Regions from separate parts of the Homo sapiens genome. Here all the other regions are linked to region 3. A link is an interaction called in ENCODE POLR2A ChIA-PET data of the cell type or tissue named here. Cell type or tissue: HepG2. All regions are shown on one strand. Region 1 overlaps BANF2 (BANF family member 2). Region 2 overlaps SNX5 (sorting nexin 5). Region 3 has its middle 110 kb from the start of SNORD17. Region 4 has its middle 96 kb from the start of BANF2.

Region 1 (5,000 bases), 130 kb before region 3:
TTGAACAGGTCATTTACCTTCTTAGGCCTTGGTTTTCTTATGGGAGAAATTAGGGGTTTAGGCTAGATTAGAGAAGGATTTCGGGGAGCCCAAGGAGGGCATGGGGATGGCATCATGTGTTGGGGGGCTCTAGTGTCCTCTTCTCATTCCCAAGTCAACAGAGAGTAATTCTGCTTTGATCTATTTTATGTAAAGGAATTCCAGGTATAATTTCCTTTGAAGTAAAGATCCCTTTTTTTAATTAAAAAAAAAAAAAAAAGAGGAGCAGCTTGTTATTCAGGTCTGTCTGCTCTGAAGTTCTCTGACTTCAAAGCCATTGGGGTCATAGTTGTCTTCCTATTGATGGCTAATGAGGACATGATGCGCCTGGTGATTTGGGGGTAGACACTGCCTGGGAGCTGCGAGCATGTGCCATATGGCAGCACAGACGCTGCAGATCCCCCCGCAAAGGCCCATTTAGCTGGAACCCCATCATCCCAGCAAATCTGCTTGGAATTTTATCAGATAGAAGCAAAGGACAAGACGTGGTTCTCCAATTTTGCAACATACTTGAGTCACTTGGGGAGTTTTTAAAACTTCTATGTCCAGGGCATACCCTATGCTAATGAAATCAAACTCTGGAGGTGGGATCCAAGCATCAGTAATTTGTAACTCGCCCCATGTGAGGCCTAATGTGCTGTCAAGTTTAAGAATAAGTGCCACTGGTACAGCCGCTTGGAAAACAGTATGGCAATTCCTCAAAAAAATAAAAATAGAATTACCATATGATGCAGCAATTTCACTTCTGGGTATGTACCCAAAAGAATTGAATGCACGTTCTCAAAGAGATATTTGTGTACCCATGTTCGTAGCAGTATTATTCACAACAGCATAAGGTGGGAGCATCCCAAACGTCTATCAATAGATGAAGAATAAACAAAATGTGTTGTGTACATACAATAGAATATAGTTCAGCCTTAAAGAGGCAGGATATTCTAAGACATGCTGCAGCACAGATGAACCTTGATAACATTATGCTAAGTGAAATAAGCCAGACAGAAAAGGACAGATATTATATAATTCCACTTAAAATTTTTTTCTTTTTAGATTCTCTGCAGGGCAAGTTCTACACAGTTCCACTTATATGTAACTTCCACTTATATGAGGTATCTAGAGAAGTCATTTTAATAGAAACGGAAAATAGAATAGTGGTTGCCAGGGGTTGCAGGGAAAGATGGAGACTTGCTCTTCAATGGATATGGAGTTTCAATTTTGCAAGTTGAAAAGAGTTCAGGAGATTGGTTGCACAACAATGGGAATGCACTTAACATTACTGAACCGTGCACTTAAAAATGATTGAAATGGGACATTTTATGTTAGGTATATTTTACCACAATTAATGCAATAACATAAAAAGAGTAAGTGGCATCATGAATGTCTTGCTGGTGGAAGTGAGGTCTGTGGGCCAGCAGTGTCACATCTGCTTGGAGCTGGTCACACATGCAGTATCTGAGGCCCGTCCCAGACCTGCTGAGTCAGCACCTGCATTTTTTAACAAAAAACCCCCAGGTGGTTCGTGCACTCACTCAACTTTGAGAAGTGCTAGTTGTAATGAACCAAACATTAGACCAGGGTTTAGAAGGTCAGAAGATGTAGCAGACATTGTTGTTTGCCTACCCAGCATTCATTTCCTCTCTTCCTTCCTTCCTTCTTACAGAAACTGACGTTCTCTGAGTAGCCTCATGTTTCAGAGGGGGCTCATCTCATCCACACTTCCATAGCCCCATAGTGGTCCCATTCCCCTGGCCAGTGGCTGCTTTACAGGTGGGCATGTTGCCTGGTTCTGGCCAATGAAACTAAAGGAAGTTCCACTGGAGAGTTTCTGCGGGAGGTTGCCTCCCTTAAGGACACCCAAGAAGAAAAGACCTCTCCTTCATTTGGAAATTTTTTTTCTTTTTCTTTCTTTCTTTCTTTCTTTTTTTTTTTAAGACGGAGTCTCGCTCTGTTGCCCAGGCTGGAGTGCAGTGGCGCAATCTCAGCTCACTGCAACCTCCACCTCCCAGGTTCAAGCAATTCTCCTGCCTCAGCCTCCCGAGTAGTTGGGATTACAGGTGCACACCACTACGCCTGGCTAATTTTTGTGTTTTTAGTAGAGACGGGGTTTCACCATGTTGGCCAGGCTGGTCTCCAACTCCTGACCTCAAGTGATCTGCCTGCCTCGGCCTCCCAAAGTGCTGCGATTACAGGTGTGAGCCACCACTCCCGGCACCTTTGGAAGTTTGCACATTGGAATAGGACCCAAGCAAATTCTGGACCGCTGTTCACACAGAGTCATTGACTGATAAGATCCTGGGTCCACCTCATCAAAGGATTTCTTGTTATATGAGATTAGAAGTGTATTTATTGTTTCAGACCACATGGGGCAGGATTTTTCATTACTTATAGCCCAGGGTTTCTTAACCTCGATGGTATTGACACCTAGGGCCAGATAATTCTTTGTTGTGGGGCAGTTGTGTGCATGGCAGGATGCTTAGCAGTGTCTCTGGCCTCTGCCCACTAGAGCCAATAGTCCTTCCCCCTCTCCCAGGTGTGACAACTCAAGTGTCTCTGGACATTACCAGTGTTCCCTGGGGAGGGGGTCCAATGGCCCCCAGTTGAGCACCACTGTTGCAGCCAAAGGTGTCGTAAAGAATGTGAAGACCTTTTTATTCTGACCTCCGACGTTGCTGGAGAGCCCCAGGAGGGCAAAAGTCACTGCCTATGTCCACACCCCAGAGATGTTGCAAGGATCAAAGTGAGCTCAGGTGTGTGAGAAAAGCAAACACACACAAGGTGTTACTAAGCATTACCCGTCTTTGATGCTGCTGATGCATTGATAGCAATGTTGTAGTTTCCATTTATTCTTAGATTTCATAGGCAGAGATGTTTAACTTAACAGATGGCCAGCATGGATAGTGAATGGAATTTTCCCTCAGCAAAGGCAGAGCGGCTCATGAGACTTTCAGGCTTTTCCTTGCTCAGAAATTCTGGATTCTCACCCAATTCATCAATCCCAATTCTCAATCCCAATTCATCATCCCATAAATCCATGGGTGCTGAGGCGTTCTCCTGTTAACACCTGAGTTAAACACCATCTTGTACTTACGAAACATATTTTCACAGATGAAGAGTGAGATTCCTATTTAGCTGCTAAAGAGAGGTCGATGCCCTCGGCTCACACATCTGTGGATTTAAGACCCACAGAGTCAGGGGACCCTGAACAACCTCTCATGTCTTTTGCTCCCCTTCCTAGAATCTGCTGACACATCAAGGCCACTTTTCTTAGGAGCCCCCTGACTTCCAAAATCAGTGCCTTTGGATTCATCTCTTCCGGGAGAGTTCAGTGTCTTCTGAAATGTTACAAAACGTCCTTCAGAGCAAGAAGGCGTACACGAGGAGCTCGACTCTGTAGAAAGGTCTGGAGGAGGATGGGGACAGGAGAGGGGATGGGGCTGTGAAAGGGAGGCGTTGGATGCACCTGATCATTTACGTCATCGAATGCTTACCATGTCCTCAGCAGAGGGGCTGGTGTTGGATTGGGGAGCAAAGGCCATTAGGAGGCAGCTGCAGCCCTTCGGGGCTTCATGATCTGCTGGGGAATGTGTGGAGGACATTGGGTCATTCCTGTATCATAGTCCCATATTGTAAGGGGTAACTATCCCCAGGAACAGGATAACTATCTTGATTTAGGTCCCCCCAGCCCCACCCCTGCAGCCCATGGGCTTTGAGGGACACTGACTTCCTTGCTGAGCCCAGAGGTAGAACACACATATCAAACCACAATTTTTGTTTTAGGGGTTGGCGTATTACAGTTTGAACCAGAGAGGGCATTTGTTGGGGGCCCCTAGGAAAAGATAGCTTTGTGTTTCTTTGGGGGAGAGGGCTGTGGCTTGCAAAGGCAATGCTGCAGCCCAGTTACTTCCACGAAGGAGTTAAGCTGAAGATTGAGCCCATTCACAAAGAAAGACTGAGTCGAGAGAGCTGCCGGGAAATCAAGCTGAAGCCTTGCTCAACCTACGTCTGATCTACCTCTGGACTTTTTGGTAGCATGTGCTAATAACACCTCCCTATTGTGTAAACTGATTTACACTGAGTTTTGTGTTACTTTCATCATAAACTGTCCAAACTGGCACAGAATTTTGTACCAGGAAGGGGATGCTACAATGAACAAACCTTAAATGTGGATTGGTTGAGAAGAGACATTCAAGCGGACAGCAGCAAAGATGTCTCTATCAAACTTGGAAGATGGCGGCCGGGCGCAGCAGCTCATGCCTGTAATCCCAGCACTTTGGGAGACCGAGGTGGGTGGATCACCTGAGATCAGGAGTTCAGGACCAGCCTGGTCAACATGGTGAAACCTCATCTCTACTAAAAATACAAAAATTAGCCGGGTGTGGTGGCACACACCTGTAATCCCAGCTACTCGGGAGGCTGAGGCAGGAGAATAGCTTGAACGCAGGAGGCAGTGGTTGCAGTGAGCCAAGATCATGCCATTGCACTCCAGCCTGGGCAACAAGAGCGAAACTTCATCACAAAAACAAAACAAAACAAAAAACTGGAAGATGGCAACCCTCATTTAACAAAATGGCCGGTTTTGCTGGGATGCAGACCTAATGCTTATGGAACCCATGATATTTCGAGATCTTCCAGGAAATATTCAGGATGTTAGCTACCTCTGGCAGTCTTCATTAAGGTCCTAGGAGACTCAACTCCTGGGAGATGGTGGTCCATTTAAAAGTGGAGAGGGATGAAAATAGTTTTGCTAAGACAGAGAGTCTTTTTGCCTGGGGCCTGCAATCTAAAGTTGCAGGAAATTGATGAGCAAGTCCTGCTGTTTGGGAAAGCTGATTTATCTGGCTAAAGTTAGAGCACAGGCAACAAATGAGGTGACTTAAGCAAAAGCCACCTTCTCTTCCTTCTTTTGAGGTGGAGTTGGTGAGGCCAAAGAGTGCTGGAGCAGCCCTTTCACCACCATGAGGGGA
Region 2 (5,000 bases), 83 kb after region 3:
CCTCTTCCCTGCAACAAGGACCCTTGCAAGTAGCCCCTCCCCTCACACCAGCTTCACCTCTTGCCCCCAATTCTGAGGCGAGTCACATCTGGTCAGTTTCACTCCCCCGCCCCCTCCTATGGCGACAAGTGCTTTAACAGACAGTGCAAAAGGGGTCAAAAGCACTGCAGACATGAACCAGACTTTAGAAAAACACATAGCGCGAGCCCTGTTGGGATTCGCAGCAGGCGTTTCCAATGTTTTTCTCGAGACTGCAGGCTTGGGATTTCCTGTCTTCTGAGGCATTCGCTGAGCAGGCCAAGATCAGCTTCATAGGAAGGCAGGAATGGGGCTTCCTACATTGCTGTCTGCAGGCTCTCTCTGGCTCCTTTCCTCTCCTCCCCTTAGGGTCTTTTTTGTGTATTCTTTCTCCTACTTCTGACACTTTTTCTGCCCCCAGATAAATGTCCAGCCACCTGCCTCCCAACAGGACTGAATCACGGGATCATGATACAATCAACAAATCCAAGGAGCTGAGAGGCCCCGGGAGCTGCAGCTGCATCCAGCTGGAATCTTGAAGGCTGGCTCTAGCTACGGGTTTCCACCCTCATGCGAAGTGTGCCAACTGCTTCGCAGAAACCTCCTAACTTCAGCAGGGCAGAGCAATGGGAAGCTATGTCAAGAATTGCTATGGGTATCCGGCCTGATTTAGGGGTAACTGATACACAGCCTAACACCGCACAGCACCGTTCTTATTAACTGTTCCTTGACTTTGCCCTGTCTTAGGTTGACCGTCCAGAGCATGGGTCATCCCCTCCCTGTCTTTTTGCAATGTAGAGAGGATGGGGTAAACAACAAACACATGACCTCCATTCCCTCTCCAAACCCCATCAGAACAACTGGAAAGGATCTGCAATGTAACAGTTAAAAAGTAAGGCCGTTCATAAACAGTTCCTGAAACCCAAGCAGCTGGCCAGTCTCCTGCTCCATTTCCTTGCAGCAAGTTTCAGTGGAAACTCTATACCCCAAACCCCCAAATCCCTACCCTTTGACTGATGCGAAAAATCCCCCCAAACAGGCCTTTGTTCCTTTAGCTGAGGACACACCAAATGTATTAATGAACGTGGATAAGAGCTGGAAGGCAACTATCAGAAGTGGCTGTGGACTAGGATTACAGGCTGTTATTTTCCTGGCCTGAATATTACAGGTCCCACAACTTAAGAAGCTTTAAAGGAGGTTTGTAAAGCATGTATTAAAAAATAAGGCAGGCCCAGTTGGGCAGTGGCTCATGCCTGTAATCCCGTTTTGGGAGGCTGAGATGGGAGGACTGTTTGAGGCCAGGAGTTCAAGACCACCCAGGGCAATATAACAAGACCCGTCTCTACAAAGATTTTTTTAAAAAAATTACTCAGGCATGGTGGCGTGTGCCTGTAATCCCAGTTACTTGGGAGGCTGAGGTGGGAGGATGGCTTCAGCCCAGGAGCTGGAGGCTGTCATGAGCCATGACCGCACCACTGCACTCCAGCCTGGGCAACAGTGAGACCCTGTCTCAGAAACAACCAACCAACCAAAAAAAAGAAAGGCTCAATTAAAAATTAAAATCCTCCCAAACAGCTACCTAAACCATTCACAACTTCTAGCTAATGAAGACTTTGGTTGGGTGGGGTGGTTGCTGAAGGCAGGGAAGAGGCTGGGAGGCTCAGGGCCTCTGTGCTTGTCTGCAGGGGGCCCTCACCTCTTCCTCATGGGAAGCAGGCCGTGGAAGGACAAAGATGCAAAAGAGCTGTTTTGGGGCCTCAGGAAAACTCCTCCATGGATCTCCACGGAGAGAGAGAACCAACAGCAGAAAACCTCCAGAATCCAACCCCAATGCTGGCATCCTGAATCGTTTTTTGTAAACAATTCCTATTCGGATAGGAAAAAAATCTAGAAACATTTAATAACTTATTCTTGAGATGTGGTATTTTACTGTTATTTTGTTTTACAAGATGTGGGGACTTCATTAAATCCCTACATGTATTAAAGTTAGAAATAAACATTAAAACCAAAAAAGTCAATGGTTTTGAATGGTGACAAACCAAACCTCCAATAAGAAATCACTGTGGGCAGCTCACCCACGCAAGGGGCACCTTGTGTATGTGCGAGGAGTGGATGGGGAAGGGCGTCCCCTGGACCTTGCAGACCCAGCTGTGTCTAAAGGACATAACTGATCACTGCCCAAATGTTGTCCACCACCCCCAACTTCCTTCCAGACACATCACATGGCCTGGCTGTGAACCCCCATCAACATCACAACTGTTTTGACACCAGGCTCAGATGGGGAGTTCTCGAACAGCATGGCCTCAGCAATGGAGGTTGTGTCTTGGGTAACCAGAAACCTGAAGCCCGCAGGAATCCTGGAGGGGACTGCTGGTCTGGGAAAACACCATTCAGAACTACTTAACTCTCAAGTAGCCTGACATTTCTCTTCCTGCTACCTTAGCTATAAGCTGATAATCTGAGCAGCTCTGCGGGGATACCAGGCTCCTGCTCAGCTGTGGGTGGGCAGGTGGCTGTGCTGGGTCGCCCCTGCCGCCTACAGGCAGAAAGCGGATGGTGCAAGGTTTCCTTCCAAACGGAAATCGCCCTTCACAGAGCTGAGCCTGGGAATTACCACAAAGAAACCTCACAAAGAAAAGGTGCGCAAGGCAAATGTTCAGAAAACAGACCCCTAAACCCTGAGATGGCACAAGTGAATGTGTTGGGTGGTGAACTGGCCAAATGCTTGTGCTCTGTCACCACAAACGACCCCAGTGGTCTGACATGACCTCAACGGCTTCACAGACCAGGGGTGTGCTTTCCTTCCTCGTGACAATCTCCTAATTTTGCTTTTCAGAGTGGGGGAGGGCGGGGAGAGGGGAGGTGGATGGCAGTTGTCCCTGTTGTCTAGTCTGGAGTACAGTGGTGTGATTTTAACTTACTACAGCCTTGAACTCCTGGGCACAAGCAGTCCTCCCACCACCTCAGCCCTCCAGGTGTATGCCACCACTGTAGGTTAGCATTTTTTGTAGACACGGTTGCGCTGTTTCTCAGGCTGGATCCTAGCTTTTAATGAAATCGTATGACATGTGAACTGTGCAGTTTTGCGTGTGCCACGAGGCAACTTTCTCAGCCGTGCCTTGGGCAAGTCACAGCCTTTTTGGCCTGGATGCCTTAAGGCAGCCCATCTGAAACCACTTCCCATTCCCATTTCTAGAAACCTTCAAGGGTTCCCTATGAATTGTGCACCCACATGGGTTTTCCTGGAGGATCACTAGTTCTCAGAACCATACAAGCACACAGCAAAAGCCTCTCCACACATCACCCTGAAGTGACCCAAATTCCCATTTCTCAATGTGGGACCTATGCTCTCCTGCACTCCAGCAAGATAGCTGTGGATTCCCACCTGATGCTGTTCCTCCTGCTGCCAAGTGCCTGCCTGCCTTTCCAGGTCTCAGCACACCACACAGGTCGCAGTCAGCATCTAAACCCATCCCCCCACCCCAGACCACTATGAATGCACCCTCACATACAGGTAAAGGTAGCAACTCACTAGGTGACTGACAGAAGGGGAAAGGTGACTACATCCCTGACCCAGAGTGCCTCAAATTTCCTAAGTGACTGTCAGGTGCAATTTAATGAAAAGCCTTGGAACAAATACAGCAGGTAAAACATCTACAATCATACCATCCATGAAGGCTGTATTAGAGATTGCTGGCATAAAACTAATTTGAGGGGCCTCTGAAGTGCTGACTCCAGCTCACAGATCAGTCAGCTGAGAGAGGCAGCCTAGATCACTTGGTGAGCAGCAGACCCAGCACTCAAGATTCATGCCTCTGCTGTCCATTTGACAAGGTTTAGTCTCAAGAAAATGCACCAAGGCCCCGAGGCCAACAGCCAGAGCTCCACCAATCAGGGCTGATCACACTGGTGCTCAAGCACTGCGGCCCAGGAACCTGACTGCAGGAGTGCTGGCTCTACACTAACAGAATGCTGGGCGTGTGTGGGTGGCTGCTGTGGACATTATGGGGGAGATGGGTAGGAAGGACAGATTTGGTTAGGAGCCCAGACTGAAGTTACAACTGCCAAGTTTAAATTCACTCATTTTGTGCACCGTTTCCCAAGTATGTACTGTGAAGGTAGAAGGCACTGTGGCCGCCTGTAAATAGCTGGGGAGGCAAGACACGAAGACCAGATAAATGTTAAGAAACATGCTCCCTGTATGTATTGAAATCAGTTCTGCAACCCTCATACCAGTTGGCTGTAACAGATGCTAAATGTGGTGGGTAAAATGTTTTTAGTCTCATGGTCTTACCATGAATTACTTATTAGAAAGGTAAAGGAGATTACCACCCTAAGTGCTCAGTCATCAACAAAGGAATAGACACACAACTCCTGAAGACATGTCATTGGCACCAGGGAGTGGTTTCGTGGAAGACAATTTTTCCATGGACAAGGTGGGGTGTGGAAAGGGATGGCTTCCAGATGAAACCATTCCACATCAGATCATCAGGCATTTGATTCTCCTAAGGAGCGCACAACCTAGACCTGTTGCATGCCCAGTTCACAATACTGGGTTTGCACTCCTATGAGAATCTAATGCTGCTGCTAATCTGACAGGAGGCGAACCTCAGGCGGCAATGCTGGCTCACCTCTTCCTAACAAGCCATGGACCTGAGACTGGGGACCACTGCCCTATGGTAAAGGCCCTGGCCAAAATGCAAACCTCCATCAGGTCAGGAGCAAACAGACAAACCCACATTTAGAGACCATCTAAAAAAGGCCTGGAGTACTTAAGAATGTCAAGACTAGGACAAATTTCCCCTGACCGCCCCCAGGACTCTGGGCAGAACCTGAAAACCCTGTAACCACAGCCAAACCCTAGCACCACCTGCACTCCTGGGACACACTCTGGTTGTAGTTTCCACGAAAACAGGCCGTACATTAGTAGCACGATTATTTTATTATATGCTTTATAAAAAAACAAACACCCAAAGACATAC
Region 3 (5,000 bases):
AAAAAGTGCAAAGTTTTTGTGCCTGCTGGCCCAGAAATGGCTTCACGAATTTCCTTTTGTTTTTTGCAATGGTTGTTAGGCTGGTTCATTTGTTTTTGAAATAGCCGGCAACCTCAGCTGCAGACATCAATCTATGGTAAACATCAAGCAATTCAACTTTCTTGTAATGTCATGGCTTTCCTCTGCTTCTTGGGAGCACCCCCAGCACCACTAGTGGCACTTCATGTGGGTCTCATGGTGCTATTCAGGGTTTATGGTATGCACTGCACACAAAGAAAAATACACGAGAACCAGAAGAGATCACTTTTCACTGCAATATGCAGTGTATCATTAGAGACAAACTGCTCACAGGGAGATGATCAGCATCATATGGTGTTTAAGTGGATACTTGCAACAGGAGCTTGCCACAATAGCAACAAGAGGTGGCTATGAAATTATGACAGTAGTATGGTATCAGTACAGTGAATTCGATGCAGTTATGATTTAATACTGTATCTTCGTTTGTTTCCATTTATCTTGATTGAAAGGCACCATGTATGGTCTGTGTCCGTATGTGTAAGTTTTGATAAATTTTAACTTTTTAGAATAGATTTGTGTATATTTTATGGTAGTAAATGATAAAATAGACTCCTATCTACATATATTTTATGCATTCATGACATACCTAACTTTTCCTGAATTTTCTTGATATTTCTAGACCATGCTGCAAGCTTTTTTAAATTATCACAAATCTCCAAAAAATGTTTATTGAAAAAAATCCATGTAGAAGAGGACCTGTGCAGTTCAAACCCATGTTGTTCAAGGGTCACCTGTAGTTGCAAAGGTGATGGAAGAGCTGAAAACCTAAACGGGAGGGTAGAGCAACCCAGAAAGTAGAAACTGCTACTTCCCCAGGGCTAGAGGAACAAGGGAAGAGAGGGTATTATTAGGAGCCGAAGTTATGGAGGAGACTTGGCCACTGCTGGAGGCATCACCTGAAACAGAAAGGGCTGGAGAGAGAATATTCCTGGCTTCTCTCTTCTACCAAGCTCAATCTCCTGCCACTGCTTCCCATTGACTGAACTTGTCAGGAAGCCAGGGTGCAGGGGAGCCTGGGAAATGTAGTCCACAGAGGTCAGGGCCGTGCAACACAGCACAGCAGAGAAGGATGAGGGATGGATCTGAGGACAAACAGGAAAGTGACAGTCTCCACCGCCTGAGCTGTGTGATGGGGATGAGAAGGGCCCTGTGCCTACCTGAAGGCAGAAGATTGTCTCAGCTGACAGCTTTGCGTCTTTTCTGATTCCTACAGAAATGGAGAGCATGAGCAGCAAGGGAGAAGTCTTTGTCACCCTATCCCCAACAGGAGGGGACTGTGGGAGAATGATCTTAGGTGGGGAGATGACCTGTGGTCTGGGGAACCAGGATGGCTGGGTTCTTGAGAGGCCCTGCCAGCCAGAGCTGGAGATCAATCCCCGCATTAGCAAGAGCAAACATCCAGCACTGTGGGGAAGTCACTATAGTAGCTGCCATAGATGAAGCATCCACTGGTCCAGGAACTAACCTTCATGCTTTAGGTGGATTATTTCATGTAATCCTTTTTTATTTTATTTATTTATTTATTTATTTGAGATGGAGTCTCGCTGTTTCTCCCAGGCTGGAGTGCAGTGGCGCCATCTTGGCTCACTGCAAGCTCCTCCTCCCACGTTCACACCATTCTCCTGCCTCAGCCTGGCAAGTAGCTGGGACTACAGGCGCCCGCCACCATGCCCGGCTAATTTTTTGTATTTTTAGTAGAGACGGGGTTTCACCATGTTAGCCAGGATGGTCTCGATCTCCTGACCTCGTGATCCACCTGCCTTGGCCTCCCAAAGTGCTGGGATTACAGGTGTGAGCCACCATGCCTGGCCTCATGTAATCCTTTTGATAACCCTTTGAGATAAGCACCAAGGGTGTTCCATAAAACCTAAAAAAAATTATAGCCAAAAAAAAAAGATTGTTCCAGTACACATATAACTGAACAAAAAAGTCCTGAAACTGAAAAATGAAAAATCCCAGAAGGTCTGAGTGTAGTGTGGCTGCTTGAGGCCAAATTAGACCTTCTGGTCAACATGATTTCCTGTAAGTGAATAGATAAAAATAAGCTTCTGTATATGTTCTATGTATTGAATCATACAGTATCACTATATATGTTTTTTCATTCAATATTTCTTACAATCCAGCATTGTAAAAGTTTCACATGACATGACACTTTAGAGGAAGAAATGGAAAATCAGGCTGGATGTGGTGCCTCACACTTGTAATCCCAGCAATTTGGGAGGCCAAGGCCAGAGGATCTGTTGAGCCCAGGAGTTCAAGACCAGCCTGGGCAACATGGTGAAACCCCATTTCTACAAATAATAAAAAAAAATTATCCAAGCATGGTGGTGCATGCCTGTAGTCCCAACTACTCCAGAGGCTGAGGTGGGAGGGTCACTTGAGCCCAGGAAGTTGAGGATGTAATGAGCCGAGATCATGCCACTGCACTCCAGCCTGGGTGACAGAGTGAGACCCTGTTGAAAGAAAGAGAGAAAGAGAGAAAAGAAAGAAAGAAAAGAAAAAGAGAGAAAGAAAGAAAGAAAGAGAGAGAGAGGGAGACAGAGAGGGAGGGAGGGAGGGAGGGAGGGAGGGAGGGAGGGAGGGAGGGAGGGACAGAAAGAAATGGAAGATCAGAGAAGTGGAATAACCTCCTAGGATCACACAGCTTGTGAATGAGAGGCACTGAGTTGCTCAGTGATGGAGTGTCTAATGTTGGGTGTGTATGTACTGACTGTGTCCCAAGGCCAATTATAACTTGGGGAAGGCACCACTACCTCCCTGTCATACAATGGGTACATTGTCTGTCAATGGCACGTGGTTGTACACACCTCCAGGGGTAAACAATCAAAAGTCAGGAGCCTCTCCAGCTCTCCCTCATAAAAATACTGTATCCTCTAGGGAGTGGGGTTCTCTAGTCCAGCCCCATGTGATATGCAGTCCCAGTGGGGCCGGGAGATTTGCCCAAGGTCACACAGCTGGTTAGAGGGGAACCACACACCACCACGTCCTGCAGCTGCAAATCTGTTTCATGGCCTGCTTCCTCTCTTCTTCCCTAGAATGCCTTTTTTTTCTACCACAGAGTTTCTACAGTTCAAACCTGGAGGGCAGGTTGGGTTTTGTTTTGTTTTTCACACACTCCTTCACAGATTACAGGAGAGATTTTACTCTTGAACTGAAAGTAGAAAATTATTGTTAGCTTTAACACACAGCTCTTTCTCTCTTCCCCAACCCAGATACATTAGGATCCTCTTGTCCTATCAAAAAAAAAATAGTAATAATAATAATAATAATAATAATAATAATTCTATGGGGCAGAAAAGAGAAGAATTTGTGAGTTTCCCATTCCTGGCTGGACATTTCCCACAAATGGCAGTTAAGTCTTCATTGACTAATAGGAAAAGAGCAGCTCCAGCCGCATGACTTCACGGCACAGGCAAAGTCAAAGGCAAGGAGAGCTCACCTTAACTCTGGTGTATAGACACAGACTCCATGCCTCTTGTCCAACTCTTCCATCAGGGAGCCAGAACGTCCACATCTTCCAGGTTCCTGTAGGCTGTGTTTAGGGAGAGATGTAAGACTCTACTGGAACTTACGTGCTGGGAGGGCCAATGGTGCTGACACTTGGTCTTCTTGCTCTTGGCTGATGGATAGCAGGGAATATGAAGCTATCTATATCTCACTCAGATAGAGATGGACATTCCAGTCAAAAGCTAAGCTACTTCTGAATGCAAAGATGGTGTATCAGCTTTTGCTGCATAACAAACCACTCCAAAATGTAGTGGTTAAAATAACTATTGTTTATTTAGCTCATGAGTCCTCATATTAGCCATTTGGGTTGTGCTTAGCTGGGCTCATTCCTATGTCTTTGGTCAGCTGCTGGGTTTGCTGGGCCTGTCTGATCTGGGATGGCTCAGCTGAGACAGTATGCCTCTGCTCCACGTGGTCTCTCATCCTCAGCAGCATAGCCTGAGCTTTATGCACAGTAGCCTGGGCTTTATCCATGGTAACCAACAGGCTCCCAAGACAAGAGCAGCAGTACTCAGGGCCTCTTGAGGCCCAGGCTTGGAACTGTCATAAGGTGACTCCCAACATATTCCAATGGCTAAGTCAAGTCAAAAGGCCATCCCTGATTCAAGGACTGGAAATCAGCCCCAGAAGCTACAAAGTCACATTGGAAAGGGGCATAGATTTAGGGAGGGGGAAGGATTGTCACCATGTTTGCAAATGATCTTCCCCTATATCCATTTAAAATTCTTCTAGGAACAAAGTAGGGGTTTCAGGAAAAAAAAAAGTGTTGAATCAAATAATACACCCAAGTAAGAGTTTGTGGCACCAGCCTGTTGCACGCCTACTAAATGCAAGCCTTAAGCCTCTGCAGTGGGTAGACCCTAAGCAGTAGCAAGCTGGAGCCTGCTAGCACTGACTCATGAAAGCCAACTGTTAAATGCTCAGGAATTTTTTGAGCCAGTTGTTAAACCATCATAGCTTGAAACTGACCATGGTGGGAGCGTTTACACCATGGGAATTGGCTAGCACTACAAATCAGGGTGCTTTTTCTCCTGGAGAGCTGGTTTACCCACACACCATCCCCGTTAAGCTGAAGGAAATACTGTCTCTTCCAACTTGAGGAGTAAGACAGATACACAATGGAAGATTATCACATGCCAATCAGGCATGATGACTTCAATACAAGAAATAAACTGAGAGACTGGAGACAGCAGGGAAAGGAACTCATCATTTCTGATGTGTAGAAATTACATAAGGCATCATGGAGGAGGTGGTCTTTTCAGCTGGGCCTTGAAGGAAATACAGAGATAGCCACAGCCAGAGGGAAGGCTGCAGCCTGTGGAACAGCCAGGCACAGAAAGAGGTGCCTTTAGAGAGCAGGCAGCCAGCCTAGTGGAAGGGGCTTAGACTACAGGTGTTTTATTTAGTACCATTTT
Region 4 (5,000 bases), 60 kb before region 3:
GCCCCTAGAGAGCCGCCGTGGGTCTGTTTGTCATCCCTTCTGGGTTCTGCTGAGTGATGGGGCTCCCCATCCTGCCTCTGCTCAGCCTCAGTCTAGAATTGGCATCTCAGCCAAGGGGCATCCCCCAGCTCACATGACAGTCACTCGGCCTCTCTTGTTTGGGTGCCCTCCTTTCTGATATGCCGAATGAGGACCTGGGGCACTGGTACCTTTGGCTTACTCTTCATTGTCTGTGTAAGTAATAAACAGTCTGAATCTATTATAAAAGCCCCTGAATCAGGGCTTGGAGTTGCCCTGAATTGTATGCACCTGAGCTTGACAAAGTCCCAGTGCCTAATCCTGCAGGGAACCCTGGAGTGGGGGTGACAGCAAAGGAGCTGGGCCTTTGTCCACATGACCACCAGTTGTGGCCATGGGCTGCCCGGGAGCCCCAGTGCCCAAGGGCAGGTCCCTGAAGGTATCAGGGGTGAGCCATTCACAGCAAAGCACACAGACCTTGGAAAAGGACCTCAGTGGGCCTGGAAGTGGGAGAAGAGATGAGGGTGTACAGTTCATTACATTCACCAATAATTCATATAAGACGCTGCAGGATTCATTGCTGAGGCACTGGATTTTGACCCCACAGAGAGAAAATGGATATGGTAGCCCAGCATACATAGCTGTAGGGACATTTCCTAGACCCCAGCTTCTAGGGCAGCCATCAAGGGTGCAATTTAACATTCCTGCCAATGTCCAGGCAGGCAGCAGTGGTTGTCCACAGACCAGGAAAAGGCAATTGTTTTCTTCATGAAAAAAGGCCCCAAGCCAGCACTTTTCATGCCAAACTACTGGCGGAAGCCAGCGGGCAGCCAGCCATGCCAGGGTTCTTGGAGCACAGAACCAAACAAGGTGGCTCAGCCCCCAACTGGATGCCAGGATAGGTTGGCTGGAGGAGGTCTGTAAGTACCACCGTGGCCATTCAGTGACAGCACAAAAGGATGCCTTGGTCCTCTCCTCTGGGTGCCCTTTGACCTTTTCTTTGAGAACCCCGGCTCCCCACCCATCTGCCTCCCCCTACCTCTATCTCTGCCACAATGTCTTCATTCCTTGTATTTTCCTATTGGCTTTTCTCCTGCTCTTCTCCTGACTTAGGGATGCAGAAGGCCCACAGGCACTTGGAGCATTGCTCAGCCACACAGGCCCCTCAGAGACAAAGAGGAATTTCCCTCATGACCTGGAGGACAAGATGGAGGGAAGGAGGGAAATTTAATCACAAGGTGGCAAAACTTTTTCTATTAAGGACCTGAAAGAAAATATTTTAGACTTTACAGGCCATGTGGTCTCTATTACAACAACCCAATTCCACCATTGTAGCATGAAAGCAGCCATAGACAATGCATAAATGAATGGGCCTTTGAATGGCAGTGTTCTAATAAAACTTTATTTACACAAACAGGCAGAGGGCCAGCTTTGACCTTTGGGTGTAGTTTGCAGACCCCTGGTTTACATGTTCCCAGAATCCAACAAGTTAGAATTAAAGGAACTTTAGAGATCATCCAGGCCAGGGAGGGCAGACAGGTTTCAAACCCATCTGCCAACTCTGAGTGCTCAGTGATGATTCCCTGATTTGCTGTGTTGAGGATTCTGAGGCCAACATCTAGCTTGGAGGGAAAGTGCCATAATAGTACCCTATGCCGTGGGCAGGGAGAGAGGAGTGGCAGCACAAGTGCCCCAGATTAGCTGCTTGATTAACCAAACACTTTCATTTCACATACAAACAGCTGGATCCCAGAGAGGTTAAGCGATTTGCCCAAGGCCACAGAACTGGCCAGAGAGTTGCTTGTCAACCGGCTTCTTCATGTTACTCTGCAGCAAAATGGAAAGCTGCATTTATTCCATTGCCTCATCACCACACATCTAAGCCAAATAATTTTCATGGTCCCTGGAGAGCAAAGGGTCAGAAGCCAGGGCCCCAGCCAGTCCTCGATTTGTGAGAATTGATGTTTTGGGGGCTTTCACAACTATAAAAAAAAGTCGCATTTGTGATGTCTGAAAAATTAGGAGACTGGCTTCAGAGAGTACTGCCTGACAGATCCTGGTCATGGTCGGGCATGAAGTAGCCCCAGCATTAAGCTGTAGCTTCCCTTTTTCAGCAAGAAATGCTTTGCAAGCACCATGGTCACTATCTCATGAGCCCCATAAGGCTAATGCCAATCAAGCATCAAGCTCTGGTATTTCTCACCCATGTGTCTATTTCCTAAGATTCTCAACAGCTGTGACTATCAGATAATAACTGCCATGGTCTTTATTAATCTTGATTAATAAGCAACTGTAGTAACAACTCTGAAAACAGGATGCAGGTTGAGGTTTTGGAAGAAACTTTTAAAACCCTGGACTCTGTAAACTAGGTCATTTTTAAAAATCAGACTTTCTACTGTTAGAGTATGTCTGGTAGCAGAGCTTTGAAATTGCTTGGGCGTCAGTTACTTGGCTCTTAAATGGAGTAATGCTTACCTCATGGGCTGTTGCAACATTCAGTTAAATAACAGATGACAGCCAAAGCCCACATGCCCAGGTCCACTCTGGAGGTCACTTACAGCTGCTGTTGGCAGTCCAGGCCATGCCAAGGGCTCTTTCCAGCACCTGCATCTATCTCTTCGGGTGTTCTCTATGCCCCTGCCCCAGTACCTCCCACCCCAGAGTGTTCAGCTCACACTCAACACAGGCTAGAGAAACCAGGGCAAGACTGCTCCTAGGGGCAGCCTCCAAGCAAGGAGGACTGCTAGGAGGTAGTGAAAAGGACTCTTGTGTCCTTGCCTTTCTGTGTACAGTTTTGAGGGATAGTTTGGTTTGATAAAACTTTATACAGTGTCTTAGAAGGCCCACAGGGATACCTGAGCCCTATTTCCTTCTCTCACTAATACACCCCCTTCTTGATTTTCTTTCCTTCCCTGCCTCACTTCTTCCCTCCCAGTGCATCCTGGGGTCATCTCTCAAATAAATGGCCTAAGCTCAAGTCTTTGTGTCAGGGGCATCCTGAGATACATTTAATTGTAATTTTTATTTTTTAGAGATGGGGCCTCACTATGTTGCCCTGTCTGGTCTTGAACTCCTAGCCTCCAGTAATCTTCTTGCGTCAGCCTCTCAAGTTGCTGGGATCACAGGCATGTACCACTGCATCTAAATCAGAGATACATTTGGATTTAGGAAAGGGAGTGGCTGGAAAGGAAGCAAGAACATGCATGTGTCCCCCATCCCAACACCATGGAAGAGGATGAGAGGGTTAAAGCTGCCGGCAGCTACGGAGCATCCGATAATGCAATACAAGAACTATCCCTGTCAATGAGCAGGAAGCTGACAGGGCTAATAGCAGCCAAGCAACTTTCTTTCCAGGCTGCTTTTCTATTCCTCTTCTGCTGGTTCCTCTGGGGAGGTCCCATTCATGACACAGTTCTGGTGGGTTTGAAAATCACGACACCCAACTCCACCACATCAAACACTCTGAGGTTGATATGGGAGAGACCGTAAATGAAGCTTGTACACCTGGGTTATTCACTGGCAGGGTGGGGCTGCAAATGCCTGGCATTTTGTCTGCCACGTGAACAGAGCTTGCATGCAGAATGAAGGTAAATAGAGGTAAGATGAGATGAGAGAGAGAGCCCATATCATCAGAGCCACTGAATCCAGCTATGACTTTGGAATCTGGTGGTTACTAGAGTCAACACAAACACATTCCCTTTATGTTTATTTGAGTTGCATTTCTGTCACTTGCAACCAAAAGGGTCCTGACCAAAAAAAGACATTTCAGTTGTGCCTCCCTGGAATTATTTCTTTTCCTGAAAAAGCCACGCTGTTCGGCATAACTGCTTTCCTCCTGCACCACAAGGGATAAGAATTTAATCAATTACTTAACATGGAGAGATTGAAGTTTTACCCATCCAGGTTTCCATTCAGGGACCCATCCATCTGTTTCTTATTTAAAGGTCTTATCAAGCGTGTGTTTTAATTTGTGTTCCCTCAAAACAAACCCTGGTGCAAGGATTCAGTTATGAGAGTAGTGAGCTGCTCAGGCAGACTCTGCCTGGGACCTTCTCATCCACTCATCCTGTAGAGCTGTTCCAGATGAAATTTACTTAACTACAAAGAACAGGACGCCCAAGTAACACTGGCTGAAAAAAAATGAAAACACAATTCTTTCATAAAATAAGAAGGCTGTGGGAGGAGATTTTGCAGTAGCAGCCCAATGACAAGGGAAAGGACCCTGGGTTTTTCTGTTATTTCTCCACTGCCAACCTCAGTGTGTTGGTTTGTCAGCCTCTTGCTTATCACCTTCTGGTCACAAGATGGCTGCTGCAGCCCCCAACATCACAACCACATACAAGGTCAGGAAGCATAGTGGGGCAGGGGCATTACAGCAGACATTATTGGAGCTCATCGCCTATCCCTCCATTTTATTATTTCAGTAGGCTCCAGTCAATTCCAAACTGCCTTAACCTGAGGGCTTTTCCCTAAAACCTCAGAAAACTGCTCTGCCCATGGACATCAGGTCAGAAGTGCCCCCCAAAATTCATATTCCTCCAGAGAAAGTCCTAACCAATGATTGAGGGGGAGTAGCTATAAAAGTACCTTAGTTCCCTCATTGCTCCAAGGGATAACCACAAGGCATGTGACTTACACCTTTTCCAAAAATGTCCCTGCATGATTAAGCTTAGTTCTCCACAGTAAAACCTGCTCTATAATGCACGCTTTGTTAAATATTTTTCCTTCCCTGTCTCACTTCCCTACTCCCTTGCTAGTGTTTTCCTGGGATTATGTTCCCAGAAAACTACTTACCCTATAATTCTTGTTTCAGGGAATGCTTCGGTGAGGGTTTGGGGGTGGGGACAAAGTAAGACAGCTCTTCTTTTTATCAAGGAGGGAAAATCTTGCCAGAAATTCCCCAGTAGACTTCCTCTTGACCATACCTGAGTTACCTGCCCCACCCCTGCCTCCAGCTGCCCTGGAGGAGTTGAAACAGTGAG

What was found. Peaks named below come from ENCODE experiments on the same cell type or tissue, not always from the same donor. Only the 100,000 strongest peaks of a DNase experiment are listed, where the experiment ranks them.
Region 1: POLR2A ChIA-PET joins it to region 3 with 18 read pairs; 3 of 35 experiments call an interaction of 5 or more read pairs at or near these places.
Region 2: POLR2A ChIA-PET joins it to region 3 with 13 read pairs; 4 of 35 experiments call an interaction of 5 or more read pairs at or near these places.
Region 4: POLR2A ChIA-PET joins it to region 3 with 11 read pairs; 5 of 35 experiments call an interaction of 5 or more read pairs at or near these places.

Annotation. Positions count from the first base shown.
Region 1 is chr20:17,719,445-17,724,444 of GRCh38, forward strand. It overlaps BANF2 (BANF family member 2), which reads left to right. Exons shown (of 4, transcript NM_178477.5): 2 at 3,272-3,434. Among named protein-coding and RNA genes, the nearest start is that of BANF2, 22 kb to the left of the region's middle. In HepG2, a CTCF peak has its summit at 2,428; DNase peaks (open chromatin) are centred at 2,367 and 2,797; H3K27me3 peaks cover 3,051 bases.
Region 2 is chr20:17,936,659-17,941,658 of GRCh38, forward strand. It overlaps SNX5 (sorting nexin 5), which reads right to left. Exons shown (of 13, transcript NM_014426.4): 13 at 4,942-5,000. Among named protein-coding and RNA genes, the nearest start is that of SNORD17, 24 kb to the right of the region's middle. RefSeq lists enhancers at 2,054-2,647, 2,280-2,409, 3,650-3,739, 3,770-3,859, 3,835-4,426. In HepG2, CTCF peaks have their summits at 1,814 and 2,539; DNase peaks (open chromatin) are centred at 2,583, 3,472 and 3,844; H3K4me3 peaks cover 293 bases; H3K27me3 peaks cover 1,091 bases.
Region 3 is chr20:17,853,369-17,858,368 of GRCh38, forward strand. No RefSeq gene overlaps it. Among named protein-coding and RNA genes, the nearest start is that of SNORD17, 110 kb to the right of the region's middle. In HepG2, no CTCF peak of the experiment used is centred here; DNase peaks (open chromatin) are centred at 1,083 and 2,883; H3K4me3 peaks cover 351 bases.
Region 4 is chr20:17,793,782-17,798,781 of GRCh38, forward strand. No RefSeq gene overlaps it. Among named protein-coding and RNA genes, the nearest start is that of BANF2, 96 kb to the left of the region's middle. In HepG2, no CTCF peak of the experiment used is centred here; DNase peaks (open chromatin) are centred at 2,520 and 3,608; H3K27me3 peaks cover 815 bases.